3 separate regions of the Homo sapiens genome follow, and all the other regions are linked to region 3. The links are chromatin loops, found by intact Hi-C in ENCODE. Cell type or tissue: heart left ventricle. All regions are shown on one strand.

Region 1 (5,000 bases), 140 kb after region 3:
TATGAACAGACATTCTCAAAAGAAGACATTATGCAGCCAACAGACACATGAAAAAATGCTCATCATCACTGGTCATCAGAGAAATGCAAATCAAAAACACAATTAGATACCATCTCACGCTAGTTAGAACGGCAATCATCAAAAAGTCAGGCAACAACAAATGCTAGAGAGGACATGGAGAAACAGAAATGCTTTTACACTGTTGATGGGAGTGTAAATTCGTTCAACCATTGTGGAAGACAGGGTGGCAATTCCTCAAGGATCTAGAACTAGAAATACCATTAGACCCAGCAATCCTATTACTGGGTATATACCCAAAGGATTATAAATCATGCTACTATAAAGTCACATGCACACGTATATTTATTGTGGCACTATTCACAATAGCAAAGACTTGGAACCAACCCAAATGTCCATCAATGATAGACTGGATTAAGAAAATGTGGCACATATACACCATGGAATACTATGCAGCCATAAAAAGGATGAGTTCATGTCCTTTGTAGCGACACGGATGAAGCTGGAAACCATTCGAAGCAAACTATCACAAGGACAGAAAACCAAATACCGCATGTTCTCACTCATAGTTGGGAGTTGAAAAACGAGAACACATGGACACAGGGCAGGGAACATCACACACTTGGGCCTGTCAGGGGGTAGGGGGCTGGGGGAAGGATAGCATTAGGAGAAATACCTAATGTAAATGATGAGTTGATGGGTGCACCAAACCAACATGGCACACATATACCTATGTAACAAACCTGCACGTTGTGCACATGTACCCTAGAACTTAAAGTATAATAATAATTGTAAAAATCCTATACTCTATAAGTACTCAATTGTTTAACAAAATGAACAGAAATTCTGTTTCATAATTTACGTGTTTAACTTAACACATTGACTCTCCATATTTATGTTTTGTAGCTATCGAGTGAGATATTGTAAAATAATAATAATAATAAAAGTGCTTATAGCTTGGAATTTTTTACATATTCAAGATAAAGAACAGAAAATATCTACAAATTGTTTTCAGTTGATTCTTTTTCCCATGCCTTCTAGGGAGGGCACATCCCATCCAGTCAACAAGTTATATCATTTCTCAGCTCCTCAGTTTTCTCATCTATTAAATGAGATGTGTGGACTAAATATGAAGTTTTCAAAATTTTTAGTTATTCTAGTTGATGAGATACCTTTCATTCAAATGCAAATTTCACAGGAGCTCAACTATTAAAAATGCATAAAATTGAAGCTACTCTATTTAAAGTGGGCTTGGGTAGGGAGTAAAACTTTACCTACCTCACTAGATCAGAATAAAATACAAGTTACTCGGTTAATATCTTATGATTCTACATAGAAACTTGTTGTTTTTCAAAATCCATGTAAGCAAAAATGGAAGCCTTTCCTGATAATTAAAGTGATAAAAAGGAAATTTTAATAGTATCATTTGTTTACCGGCTTCATTTCACTGGTTATTTTAAAGCTAGGTTTTTTAAAAATTGGCTTAAGTTTCCTATTGCAAAACTTTTCTACAGAGCCATATTTCATTTAAAAAAAAAGTGTGGTATTGTGAAAGGAGAGTAAGAATTTTTAAGTGCTGAACTGAGGAGGAGATAAAAATAATAGCTAATGAATACTGAGGACCTAGTTATGTACCAGTTCAATAGTTCTAAGCATTTTATATGGTTTAGCCCATTTAATTCCCATGACGATCACATGAAATCAAATAGCTATTTATAATATACTATTTTAAAGATGAAAAATACCAAAAAAACTTTAAGCAATTTGATCAAGGTCATATAGTTTAGTAAGCAAAGCCTCTGGGATTTGAACTTGGAGAGTCTGGAGCTCTACTGATGTGGCCCTTAAATATTTCAAGGATTATATGATATTTTAATAAATAAAGAAAACTCCATAGAAGCATACATAAAGTAATAATGTAAAATCATGTAGATATAAATTAAGTTCCTTAAAATCTCTAGAGTCTAGAGAACATACTAGCTGATGATTAGGAGGTTAAAAAAATATTAGTTCTTCTTTCATGGTGACTAGTATTTACTTCTAATTTTCAACAGTTTATTAATTTTTAAAAAGAAACAAAATATTTAACTGTACTTTTTTTTTTTACAAAGCAGACTATTGCAAATTATAGAGAATATTTTGACCCTTTTGAAGAAAACCTGCATAGAGTGTTAGATTTAATCTTAATAATGCTTTATTTTCTACAATAAGTCTGTAAATAAGTTCAAGATCATCTGCTGTGTGATCTCTTCTCTTGCAGGAAAGGAGAAAAAAAATGATAGTAGTCGCTGCAAGGTAAAGGCTTATCAATGTCCCTTTAGGAGGGCTACTCTACTTTCCTTTGAGAATATCCCCATCTTGTGGAATCTCCTATGCCCTGAGGGCACGTTATGGGCAATTCTCCTCTGCATTTCAGCCAGGGGGCTGGAGATTCCTCAGATAAGTGTAATCCCTGATGATCTGGGCAAAAATCCGATTCCAAAGAGGTGTCTACACATTTTGAGTACATATGCCCCAAAGCATGCCAATGACAGTCCTAGAGTTGTTCAAATGGCTCCAGATTCTTTTTGAAGTCTCATCTCCTGTGTGTTCTGATTACTTTGGCTTACCAGCAGGACGACTGTTTTGCTAAATTAATGCACAAGACATGTGAAGGAGATGAATGCCCTTCCTGTTGAGAGCCAGCAGGAAGGCTGGCTGCTGAGGCAGATGCTGTCTGTTTAAACACCTCCCGCTCACAGCCTAAGTGCCCAAACCCTGTGGAAGAATGCCTGATTCAGGAACCAAGGTTGTCAAACCAGATCACATTAACTGCTTTGGCAGCTTTTCTCTCTCTCCGACTCAATGCTGTTTTGTGGTTTGCAGTGGGTGTTCTTTACCATGGCATTAAATTCACAACACAAGAGGCGTAATAGTCAGGCTCCTGCTTTGAAAGAGATGAGGTTATCTATGGAATAATTAGCCCATATCTGAAAAGAGGAGAGATAAATCAAAACCTTCGCAGTGACGAGTTGTTTTCAACTGGTCAATTCACATTGTTTATAATACGAAGACAACCCATCCATTAAGCATCCACCATTTTAACGTTTAAGAATAAGGACAGTTGATATTCTTGTTTAGGATTTCTAGTGCACATGGACGAACATTGCACCAGGTCAATTTTTTTTAAAAGTAGCTTAAGACAAGAGCCATGACATCAATTTTGTGAGAAGAAAAATCATCTGTTTTAAAAAATGAAAAAGAATAAAGAATTAAAACATTCTCAATCTGCATTTTATTTTATGGTCCACAAGAGATATTTATTTGATACAATAATACAGTTAGTGTTCCATCCAACAACTAGAACAAAAGGAATAAAACTTTGTATATATACATAAAAACTCAAGATATTTAATGTGACAAGTATATATATTTAAAATAATGCTCTTAAAATTCCTTAGTTATTGAAAATATAAAAACAAAAAGATGTTCATAGAAACAGAATGCATGAAACCAAATATCAAAGTTTGAGCAAATTAATATGTGAGGCAACTTAGCTAACAATGCATGATTTTCTTGTTTACAATCTACTAAAAATATCTTTATATCAACTGAGTGGCAAAATAGGTTTAATAAACTCAGACACCTACCGACAGAGTATTACTTTCTTTTGAGCTGGTAGTGACCACAGAAATGTCAGATCATTTCTCTGAATGAAGCATTTTATTCAAGTAACACAAAACTTCCAGACATATTTTCATAATATATTTAATCATTTCTTCATGTGATATTTATAGATAATTTGAATTTTCTGGTGTAGTTACGTGGATATATTGTGTAGTAGTGAAGTCTGAGCTTTTAGTGTAACCATCACCTGGATAATGTACATTGTACCCACTAGGTAATTTTTCTTCCCTCAGGATCCTCCCTCCTCCCACCCTTGAGAGTCTCCAATGTCTATTACTCCACAACCTGTCCACGTGTACACATATTTAGCTCCCAACTATGAGAACATGTGATATTTCACTGTTTCTGAGTTATTGCACTTACGTATTATGTAATATATAACACACTTCATACATGTAACATACATGGAAGGTGTTGAAACAAAGTAAAATCATGACCCCCTACCCCATTTACCTAAATATTACCTACCCTATATACCAAAGTACCTGTGCAGTCCTCTAATATCTTCTCTTACCTCCTTATCACCAATTATTCTGAAATATGTTTCTCTTTTTAAATTTATTTTTAATTCACAAATAAAAATTCTCTATATTTATCATATACAAAACAATGTTTTGAAGTATGTGTACATTGTAGAATGGCTAAATCCAGCTAACATATACATAACAATGCATGTGTTTCTCATTCTTAATGTTAATATTCAGGTCCATATCCATTATTAAAAAACCTCAGGACCAGATGTATTTCAGATTCAGATTGTTTTTATCAATTTCAGAAAGATTATATAGGGCATATCTTATATATTATGATTATTCCCAACAGAGTCTAGAGAGAATTCAGTAGTCAAACTCATCAATATATCCCAGGGCACAATGGGTGAACATTTACATCTGCTATAAATAAACACTATGAATAGCCTTATGTTGTCTGTTTTTGCCACCAAACGAGGTTGCATATAAAAACAAACTTTCACATCTCATGGCCTTATGGATTTTGGAATTCCAGCTAAAGAGCTTAGATCTGCTGTTTAACTTATCAAACTTTTCTCATTTAGTTAATCCTTTATGTATTTTGTTTAAGAAACCTTTCTACTCTGAAATAATAAAGGTATTCATTTAAATTTTTTTCTTACTTGTAAAGTTTTATCTTTCCTAATATATTTAATTTATCCAGAAATCTTTTTTGTATATAAGAATGAATTCTATTTTCTTTTCTCCTCTATGGATAAATAACTATCACTGTAAAATTTATAAAACTCCACCTCAGTTATATATCTTATTTCTGTACATGAAGAGGTCTACTTCTGGACTTACTGT
Region 2 (5,000 bases), 470 kb before region 3:
AGTCATGATTAGTCACTTCTAATTCTGTTATTGAATACAAGAGTAGGATCTTGAAAGTAAAATAGGGAGGAGTAGAAGCTCCCAGGATGGCATTATCTTGAAGTAGAGAATCTGAAAAACCAGTGTTCTTTTATTATTGCAAAAGATGATTTTTATTAATTTTTAAATTTATTCTAGAATATTTATAAATTCACTATGTTGATCAATAAAAGAGCTGGTAATACAGCATTTATAAATTTATGTTCCCCTAAGAAGTTATTCTCTTGTGTCCTCTTATGTTAAAAGAATGACTCCTAGTCCATCCTGGGCTACATTACAAAAGACCCTCTTCATAATCTTGGTCTCTGTATTGTAGGTTTTCCTTTATTAATCTAGCCATTGTAGGTGCCATGATATGTATAAAAAAAGAAGAGCTGAGTAAGGGTGACATAGGTGTTTGGATTTGCTGGGGTAACCACTGATCATCTTGTCTATTCTGAAGTAGTCAAAAAGAAAGCTGCAGGGGACAGAGGTTTCTGAGAGGTGGCCAGAGAGGCAATGTCCTCTATCTAGCCATGCTTCAAACCCCAGAGCCTGACTGGATTTCCAAACTTCCCATTGGTGTGAATTAATACATAATCCACTTTTCTTTCCAAGGTAACATGAGTTGGTCTTCTACTACTGGCAATCTAATGAGCTAAATTTGATGTTGTAAACACAAATCAAATCATTTACAATGTTATTCTATCTGAGACCAGGAAATTGCCTTGCTTTAGATAAAAGCTTAATATAGGAGACAGGAAGACAGGAATTTACATCTGAACTGATAAGATAAAGGCATCAACATAGCAACAAGGTGAATAGGAAAATATTTTTTCAAGAGACCCAAACCACAACCACAAAAAGATATATTTCTATATATACTATTCTGGTGACTTACTCATTTCACAGATAAATGGAAGAATGAATTTCATTTACCAGGGCAGACTGGAAGGGGAAGGATCTTTTAGAGCTAGCTATTCAGACTTCAGTGGGCAGTGAGGTAGAGAAATACAAGGAAAAGGAAATGTGGACCCAGTTGGATACTGGTAAGAAATTCCAGTCTATTAAATATAATAATAATGGTGGCCATTTTTATTGGCTATTATGGCTTTTAATGCCTTCTATGTGCTAGGCATGCCTCGTGCCTTATTTTCATTCCTTGTAACAAGTCTACAAGTACTAATAACTTTTTTACAAGAAGGAAACTTTAAGCTCAAAAAGTTGGTGAAAACCACAGAGTTAAAGGGGAAGGGTAGAGTTTGTACTCAAATCATCTGAATTCCAAAACAGGTTTATTTTTCCCCACTACGCTAATCTAGCCACTTGAAACAGGGAGACCAAGGCAAGCAGTGATTGGCAATACGTTGACTTCCTGGATTTCTGGCAGAAGACACCAATATGGGCAAGGAAATTATTGAAATGTCAATCCTACTTTGGATATTTCCCTGGATTAAAAGAATAGGTATACTAAAAGGCAAATTGTATAGTTTCATAGTTTATGGAATAAGCCATGGAGCTAGTTTTCCTGGGTTCAAATTACAGCTTCTCCACTTGCTAGTTTTGACATCTTGCCTAAGCTATTTAACCTCTTTGTTCACCATTTTAAAAATGGGCCTATTAATAATATAGACCTCTTAGAGCTGTTACGAGAATCACATGTGTTAATGTTTTTAAAGCTCTTAGAAGAGCAATGAACATATAGTAAGGATTACATAACCCTTTATCAAATAAATAAGTGCCAGAAGGTATAAGTGTTGTAGCTTAACTTTAGTATTGTGTATTTTTAGCTTTGAATTGTTTCCTTTAGGCCAGCATTTCTCAGGTTTGACACGATTTTCATTTTGGGCCATACTGTACTTCATGATGAAGGCTGTACTGTACACTGTAGGATGTTTAGCAGCACCCCTGGTCTCTACCCACTAGATGTCAGTAGCACCTCCCCAGTTGTGACAACTAAAAATGTCTCCAGACAAAGCCAAATTTCCGCTCGGGTTGGGGCAAAATTGTACCCCTTCTGCTTATAAAGCTTGGATTTATGTGCAATTATTATTTGCTTCAAACTTATAAAGTGGAGCTAATTGCTTCATGTCACTACTACCACAGACATTTCAAAATCAAAATAAGAAATGTGTTAGCAAAGTTCTTGGAAGAATGAGATGTCATCAGCTTGCTCTCAAGTCTACTCGTTTTCATTCACTCATTTCTAAATACTGTATTTCTCTATTCCATGTACTCTGGCTTTTCTGTTTCTTTGTGTATTTCCCCTCTGTGCCCTTCTCTGTGTAGCAACGCCGCATGGCTACCAGCAGGTGGTATCCATGAATAATGTGATCTACATCTTTTCCCTGGCAAGCGTCATCAGATCACCTCTCCCACGCTGCTGTGTCGTGGCTTAGATGCTGAGAGTTCTATAGAAATAATCGGCATCTTTCCCTTACTTAGGAGAAACAAAAAGTTTTCAAATAGAATTTTGCCTTCGTAATTCTGAGGGCTTCCTCCAACACTTTGTATCTAGCAGCAGATATTATATATAACTCCACATGAGTCCAATGGCATTACTTGTAAGCAGACGATTAGAGTCATTTGCTTTGCTGAATATTCAGAATTCGGCTACATTGAGTACCCAGATTATATTATTTCACTCATCTTAGCTGACTACCAATGACTACATCCCACAATTCCATGTGTCAATGTGGAAACTGGCTTAGAGATAATAAAAGACACCTGAATAATACATTTGCCTACTGCATTTTAAATGCCCACAAATGCAGAGTCTTCCCATTAGTATATCACAGTTATGCTTTTGATGGGTTCCAACTCTAGTAATGAATCATAATCATATGAAAATAAATCAACATTTCATATGCCACATGGTATTTAAAGGCATCCATTCATTATTTCACATTTCAGGAAGATGTATATTAGATAATAATATTATAATTTATAAAATTTCAACAAATTTCAATATATTACAATCTTGTCTCTTCTCATGCAGCAATCTGAGTTTACCAGTTTTCCTTCTCTGGATTTTACATTCTGACTTTTAATTTGGCATAGGGGGAGCCCTAGCCCCACTATTGTTTTGTCAAAATATTGAAAACAGCTCTTTGGAAAATGGGTACAGGAAATCTTCAGAAATAATGTAGTCATTTCTGAGCCCCTTTCCAGGAAGTAAAGTTGAGAACTGATAACCAAAGCAAAGTTGAAGGGTAGAATTCTAAATTAGTTTAATTCATCTGATACATTGGAAGCCTTTTGCTGTTTCACTTTCCCTGGGCCACTTCTATACTGGCTATAGAATTAGGTACAGCCAATCCTTTCCTGGAGCGTCACAATCCATATCTGGCCTTGTAGACCAATCAATATTGTAGTGATCTGTATTGATCTTTAAGAGAGTTAGCATGACTGGTTCCACCGTTTGATCAATTCTTGGGTATAGATCCAGTCTAAAAGTTCTGGTCCTCATGAAAATTTGATCAAACAAATTACCCCAAATAGAACTTTGACAGCTTAGTAATAGATTATCCTAAATCAGTAAAATAAGGTGAGGCTTTATTACTCAATATGTAACAGATAATTTTAGATACATTTCTATTGAAGAATTATTATTAGTAGAAGTTGGGAAGATATATTTGCATAACATTTCACCTTTTTTTACATTATGAAAAATTTGTGCTGCATTCATCTATTATCTATCTATCTATCTATCTATCTATCTATCTATCTATCTATCTATCTATCTATCTATCACCACATACATTCTTCCCTCAGGTTTGTCGATCATAACATTTTGTCATATTGCTTTGATCCTTGTTATTTTTCAGAAGAAATCATTGCTGGAAATCCCTACATGTATCATCCTGATCACATTTCTATTTATCCTTTTTCAATCATTCTCCAGAATTTGGTATTTAGCTTGCCATGAAAGTTTTTATCCTGTCTGTTTTATAATAAATGGTCTCATACTCATTGTTTCCTTCAAGTTGATTTTCATTTAATTTAAATTTTGTGAGATATATCTATGTTGATACAGCTATTATATAGATGAGAGTAGTGGAAATTATTTATCCATCCTTCAGTTGAAGAGCATTTAGGTTGTTTACAATCTGTTTCTATTACAAACAGTGCTGCAATGAACATTTGTGTACATGTCTTCTTGTGCAATGTGTGAAAGAGTCCCTAACAGTAGATAAAAAAAGTGTCTTCAAATTTATCAGATATCCCCAAGTCATTCTTCAATTTACACTTCCTCTATTCATTTATAAGACAGTTTGTATTATTCCACAATGTCATCGACACTTAGTATTATTCAACTTTATTTTATTTGCCAGTCTAGGAGAATGAGATGGTATTTTATTGTGGTTTAATTTACATTTATATTATTACCAGTGTGTTCCCCTATGCTTATTTGCTATTGGGTTTTACTTTTTAAAAATTTTTGTTGCTATTATTTGCTAATTTTTAATCTTTGGTTGCACAACCTTGTTTCTTTGATTTGAAGAATATTTCTCCCCCAACCTTAACCACCCTAATCCTCCAATATTACCTTGTTATTTCTGATATCAAAGTTATTTTATTTGTGTGTGCTTTGTTGTATGTTTTTTTAAACAAGTGTATTTAAAATGTATTTTTCTTACATGAAAACAGCTTTATTTTATTCAGCATTAAATAAATAATACACCTCTCCATTAAAATAGTTTAATGATACATAAACATATATTAAAATTAAGATCACCTGTAATTTCACTATTCCTAAATAACTGCCACTAACATTTCACTGCATCTTTCAGTGCAATTCTTGGGCATTCACCCACTCATATACACATATTAATAATTTTACATATAATTGTATCATAGACAATTTTCCCTCTTCTCCTACTTCTTCATCACTTCCATTTCTGTCTTCTGTCACTCCAGGTAAGGCATGTTAATAACCTCAAATGTGTTTAAATATTTGACTCTGTACTAAATATAATTCC
Region 3 (5,000 bases):
GGATTCCTAGCTGGTCTTATTGCAATTCTGGGTTCTCATAACCACTGCCACTAAGAGTGGAGCTGGAGGCATAAGCAAAGGACAGACCAGTGTCTCCAACTCTCTTATACCTGGGCACTGAGCCTCCACAGCACCCACAAACAACCCAGTAGCCCCACGGGATAGGGCCAATGCCACAGCCCACAGGTTATGTGCTTTTTATGTTTTCTGTTTGCAATCGCACTGCAAATTACAGAGCCTTTGTTAATGTTGTCATGACTGAAACACTGATGAATGATTTGAAGCCATTTCCCAAGAAGCATGAAGAAGCTTGTCATTCTGGCTTAACACCCAAACTTGTTTGCAAAAACTACTTTAACCTTCTAGTTTTCTCTAGATTTTCTCTGTCCGGAACCCAACAATCAACTGCAGCAATCTCTCTATGTCTCCCAACATATTTTTGTAATATTCCCCCACAAGGCATGGAACTTCTCCATTTCCAACCTCCTATTTTAGGGAAATGTGAGTTTAGAGAGTTGATAGAAGCCTCTCCAAAAGAGTGGTTTCTTCCTTGGTTCTGGTATATTTTCTTGTCCAAGAATATCCTTGCCAGGCAGATCATTTCTGCCCCTCTTTCTCTATACAGAAGGAAGGCTAAATGGCTCAAGGGAAGGGTCATAGCATTTAAAGTCTGGCAGACGGTTGTGAGTGGTGTGACTGGGGAAATGTTATTCAACTTCATTGTACTTCAGTTTTCTCTATAAGACTTAAACTGGGGATGAGAAATAGCTAATGTAGTGTTTGGCATGGAGCAGGTATTCCAGTGAGGGATATATATTGATTAATATATATCAGTGATGAGGAGTTAATATATTGAATATATATATATGTGTGTGTGTGTGTGTATATATATATATATATAGTCTAGTGATTGGTCTATCTGGTTAAAGCCATACCATTGGATACCTCTTCTTGGATTCCTATGATAAACTAGATAGATAGATAGATAGATAGATAGATAGATAGATAGATAGATGATAGATACATAGATAGATAGATAGATAGATAGATAGATAGATAGATAGATAGATAGAGTAGATAGACAGATGGGTTCAAGAAAGAAAAAGTTATTTTTAGAACAGATGGGAAACACCTGGAAGTCACTGAACCCCTGCCTTCCATGGGTCTATAAAATAAGCCATCTTAAGCCAGCTGTGGGATGGATAGAGCCACTGATTTGATCTGGCCCCTGAAGCTACCCAGAAATCAGAGTTGAGCTAAAAGAGATACTGAAGAGTTAGCAAACATTCCTTCTCCATCTTAAAATTTGACTGACTGTGGTCTGGCCAGTTAGAACCCAGCTGGAAAATGGAAATATCTCCTAGTATATGAGGGAAATATTCTGCTTCTCCCTGCAATGACATATATTATAGATGATATATAGGCATCATATATATTATACCCCCCACACACATGTTTACATATAGTAGAACAGTAGTAGGAGTTTTTGTCATTTCTTTGCCAAACTATTTTCAAAGTGCCTTAGAAACTGAAAAATCACAGGAATGTAGTATTGGGAATCTGAACAGCTAGATTCTAACAGTAGCATACTGGTAAACCTACTCTCTTGAAAAAAAGAAAAAATGGTTTGTAGTGTTTGCTGATTTCTGTGGTGTAAATATTCCCACAGTGGCTGATTTCAAGCTATCAACCTGACATCATCAAACACAGAATTGGGAAGAGAAGAGCATAGCTGGCTCTTGTGAGCTGGTACAAGCCAGTTCTAACACAGTAGTGGTTCTAAAATAAGACATGTGTTTTGTGAACCAAACCTTACTGTCTAGGTTTCTATTTTCTCATACGTACATCAAAAATTAAACAAGACTAAAGTTTTTCAATTTAGATGTTAATAATAATTATACACACACACACATATATAAATATATTACACATGTATATGCACACAAATGTGTGTGTATGTGTATATACACACATATATATACACATATGTTCTTTGCTCAAAGAAACTTGAGAAACTGTAAAGAAAATTAAGTAGATTTCTTTATAGCAGGACCTCTTAGAGACTTTAATACGGTGATTATGTAAGAGGAAGCTATAGTATTTAGCTTTTCCTAAACATTTTTTTATGGCATAGCTGTTAACAACAACCAGACCTCTGTGTTTGATATTTTTGCAGCTTTGAAATCCAATTTAAAAAAAAAGAAAAAGAAAGAAAGGGGCCTCAAAAAGTTACCACCCTCTTCCCCATGCACACTTTCCAACTCCATTCCTCGCTTTTAAGTTAGGGGAGCTAACTTTTGTTGCGTACCTACTAAGTGCTGCATCTGAAACTCAGCTATACCAAGGTTTTCTACCCGGAAAGACAGAAATTATCTCCTACTCAATTCTATATTAGAAATCTGAGCTTCACTAGATAATTTAGCCAAAGCCATAGTTTGTTTGTTTGGAGTGAAGGAGGCAGCGAACACTGCCAGTCAAAAAGTACCTCTCCCAGGGAGCCTATTTAGAAACAAAAGTGAAATCTAATTCACATTCACATAACCATAACCGCAATCGATCCTGTAGGTGGAGAGCGATTTTAGCAATAGTGACACCTTGTGGCATTATCTGCCATGGCTCATTAGCCAGGAAGGCTAAAAGAGATTCCTTTCCAGACAAGTCACCCACTGAAAGCGGTGGAACCAAAGTGAAGAGTGCTGAGAATTTTGCAGGGTTATCATTTTGTTTTTTCTGAAATAACCTGAGATAAAAGCAGCAGAGCTGTCTTTTTTTCCTCCTTTTCTCTTATCCTTAGTTCTTTTCTTAGATTCCTATGATAAACTAAGAAGCAAGGAAGTATACATTTATATCCTACTCCACCTATATCCAAAACAAAATAGTCCATTTTAAATGCAAAGGTGACTGTTTATTATACAAAACACTAATGGCCTTAATTTCCATGGGACTTGCAGTTTCTGGGAGGTTCTCTGTATATTCTTTTCTTGTGTTTTCAGAGAGACTTCAGATGCTGCCTAATAAGAAGAAAAAACAAACACATTTTTCTAAAGCAGCCAAAGTGCTTTTAGGCTCTTAGAAGATAACAGGGCTGCTGTCAAGTCATTTGAAGAGACATCTGGAAGGCAATTTTACAAAGATGAGGGAAAATAGGAAAGCCAAAACTGGACAATAGAGTAGAGAAAGAGGAAGTTAAAAAAAAAAAAAGGACTTTTACCAGCCTTTTATTGTAAGACCAAGGACATACACTGGATTCTCAGATTTCACAAGAAGCCAAAACATTGTTTAAAACTTCCATTTGAAATTCTAGAGTGGAGAATTAAGGATGCATGTGAACTTGTTGCAGATTTTCAGGGGTTAAGGCAGTGGGGAGAGAAAAGGTTTAAATTATGCAGAGGCACCATGACTCAGAAGGCAAAATAAAGAAGTGGAAAATGAATGTTTGTGACTTCCACTTATGTCATGCTGCAGGCACATCAACTCTCTGAGCTTCTGTTATGCTACCCACAGAAAAGAGATAAATACCTAGAGGGAGGCAGGACAGTCACAAAAAAGACCAACTCTAAAGCCCTTTGTTTAGCTTGGTGACCTGGTAACTGCACCTGTGCCCTGTCTCCTTGGTTGACAGGGGATAAAGATGGTGATGGGAGCTCAGAACAAGGGAAAAAGAAAATAGGACTTAAGGGAGACGTAGAAAGGTTCGGAATGAAAGAATGGGATTAAGGGAAGGAAGCAAACAAGCAAGGAGGCTTTGTGAGTACTGTCAGAGACAAGAGACCAATGAAACTATTTTCTCCAAGTAAGTCTTGCTTCCAATTACCTGTAGAGAAATCTGTCCTCAACATCCCTGGATGAAGTGGCCGGGGGCAGTGAGCAGAGGAAGTTGAGCAGGGATTCCATGTTTCTGAACTGTTTCTCATATTCTTTTTTTCCACTAGAATATTCTTCCAACTCTCATCTCTCATTCAAAACCTTAACTTGTCTCTCTAGTAGCACCTCACATGACTAGTAAGCCCTTTCGAAGGGGTATGCACACCATTGGATACCCCTTCTCAATAATGGCTTGGCAAACACTGCAGAGCACCCACTGTGCACCAGACACGCCAGCAGCACCTGGATGCAAAGGATGAAGTCACAATCCCCTCAGCCCTCCAATTAGCAGCTCACTCAAGAATGCTCTGAATCTCCTTCCCATTCTACATCACTGCATCTCTCTTGCTGTTCTTACTACTGTTATTGGAAACAATTGCTTTCTTCCCAAGACAGGTCCTAAACTACACTGGGGTAGAGACAGTGTTTCCATCTTTGCATCTCTCTCTGTGCTGTCCCAAAGCCATTGCACACAGCAGATGCCTCCTGAATAAATGATCATGTATTTGAGTTGAATGCCTGACTGACTGTGAGGTTAGGACTTGTTGCTTCCATTCCCAAAGTGCTACGCTCCAACCTAGTGAGATAGAGGTAGTGATTTTCTCATTGGCTTGTGGCTAGGGAAGGCTAAGGTTCAGCCAGCAAAGAGATTTAGCAGGAGGGCCAGCCAAAAGAGTGCACCAGGAAAATGGAGGTCCGTGAGTAGATAACATCAGATTGGTTAGGAGGCAAAACAGAAAGCGAAGTGGACCCAACCATCCCACCACAAGTGTCCCGCCTGCCCTCGAGCTAGATCTGAACATTCCTTTATTCTTCCTGTCTCCAAACCTATTCCTCATGCCCTAGCCCCTCTGGGCAGCTCTTCTTGGTGGAGTAACAACAGCTGCTATTCTAAGTACAGGAAGCTGTCTTGTAAACAGTAATTTGTTCATATCAAATGTGTAGGACTAGAAACAAGGTAATACATGATAACTTTAATTAACACATTCTCAGATAAGACAGCCCTATTTTGAAACAACAAAAAGAAAAATCTTCATAATTCATCCTGAGGAAATAAAGCTCCTTATAACAAAACAACCAAGTTATCTATCAGAAGCTGCCAGGACACTGCCCCTTAATCAGCAGGAATGGGTGGC

Evidence for each region. A loop is a pair of places that touch in the nucleus more often than their neighbours do. Peaks named below come from ENCODE experiments on the same cell type or tissue, not always from the same donor. Only the 100,000 strongest peaks of a DNase experiment are listed, where the experiment ranks them.
Region 1: it touches region 3 in a loop (4-fold over the local background); 16 of 110 quality-filtered maps call a loop at or near these places.
Region 2: it touches region 3 in a loop (3-fold over the local background); 12 of 110 quality-filtered maps call a loop at or near these places.

What each region holds. Positions count from the first base shown.
Region 1 is chr7:94,221,173-94,226,172 of GRCh38, forward strand. No RefSeq gene overlaps it. Among named protein-coding and RNA genes, the nearest start is that of COL1A2-AS1, 170 kb to the right of the region's middle. RefSeq lists an enhancer at 2,224-3,129. In heart left ventricle, a CTCF peak has its summit at 2,389; no DNase peak of the experiment used is centred here.
Region 2 is chr7:93,620,255-93,625,254 of GRCh38, forward strand. No RefSeq gene overlaps it. Among named protein-coding and RNA genes, the nearest start is that of CALCR, 48 kb to the left of the region's middle. In heart left ventricle, CTCF peaks have their summits at 1,960 (motif pointing right) and 2,312 (motif pointing right); no DNase peak of the experiment used is centred here.
Region 3 is chr7:94,085,355-94,090,354 of GRCh38, forward strand. It overlaps LOC124901812 (a long non-coding RNA gene), which reads right to left and starts at 4,447. Exons shown (of 2, transcript XR_007060642.1): 1 at 3,815-4,447; 2 at 2,884-3,011. In heart left ventricle, CTCF peaks have their summits at 2,590 (motif pointing left) and 2,789; no DNase peak of the experiment used is centred here; H3K4me3 peaks cover 422 bases.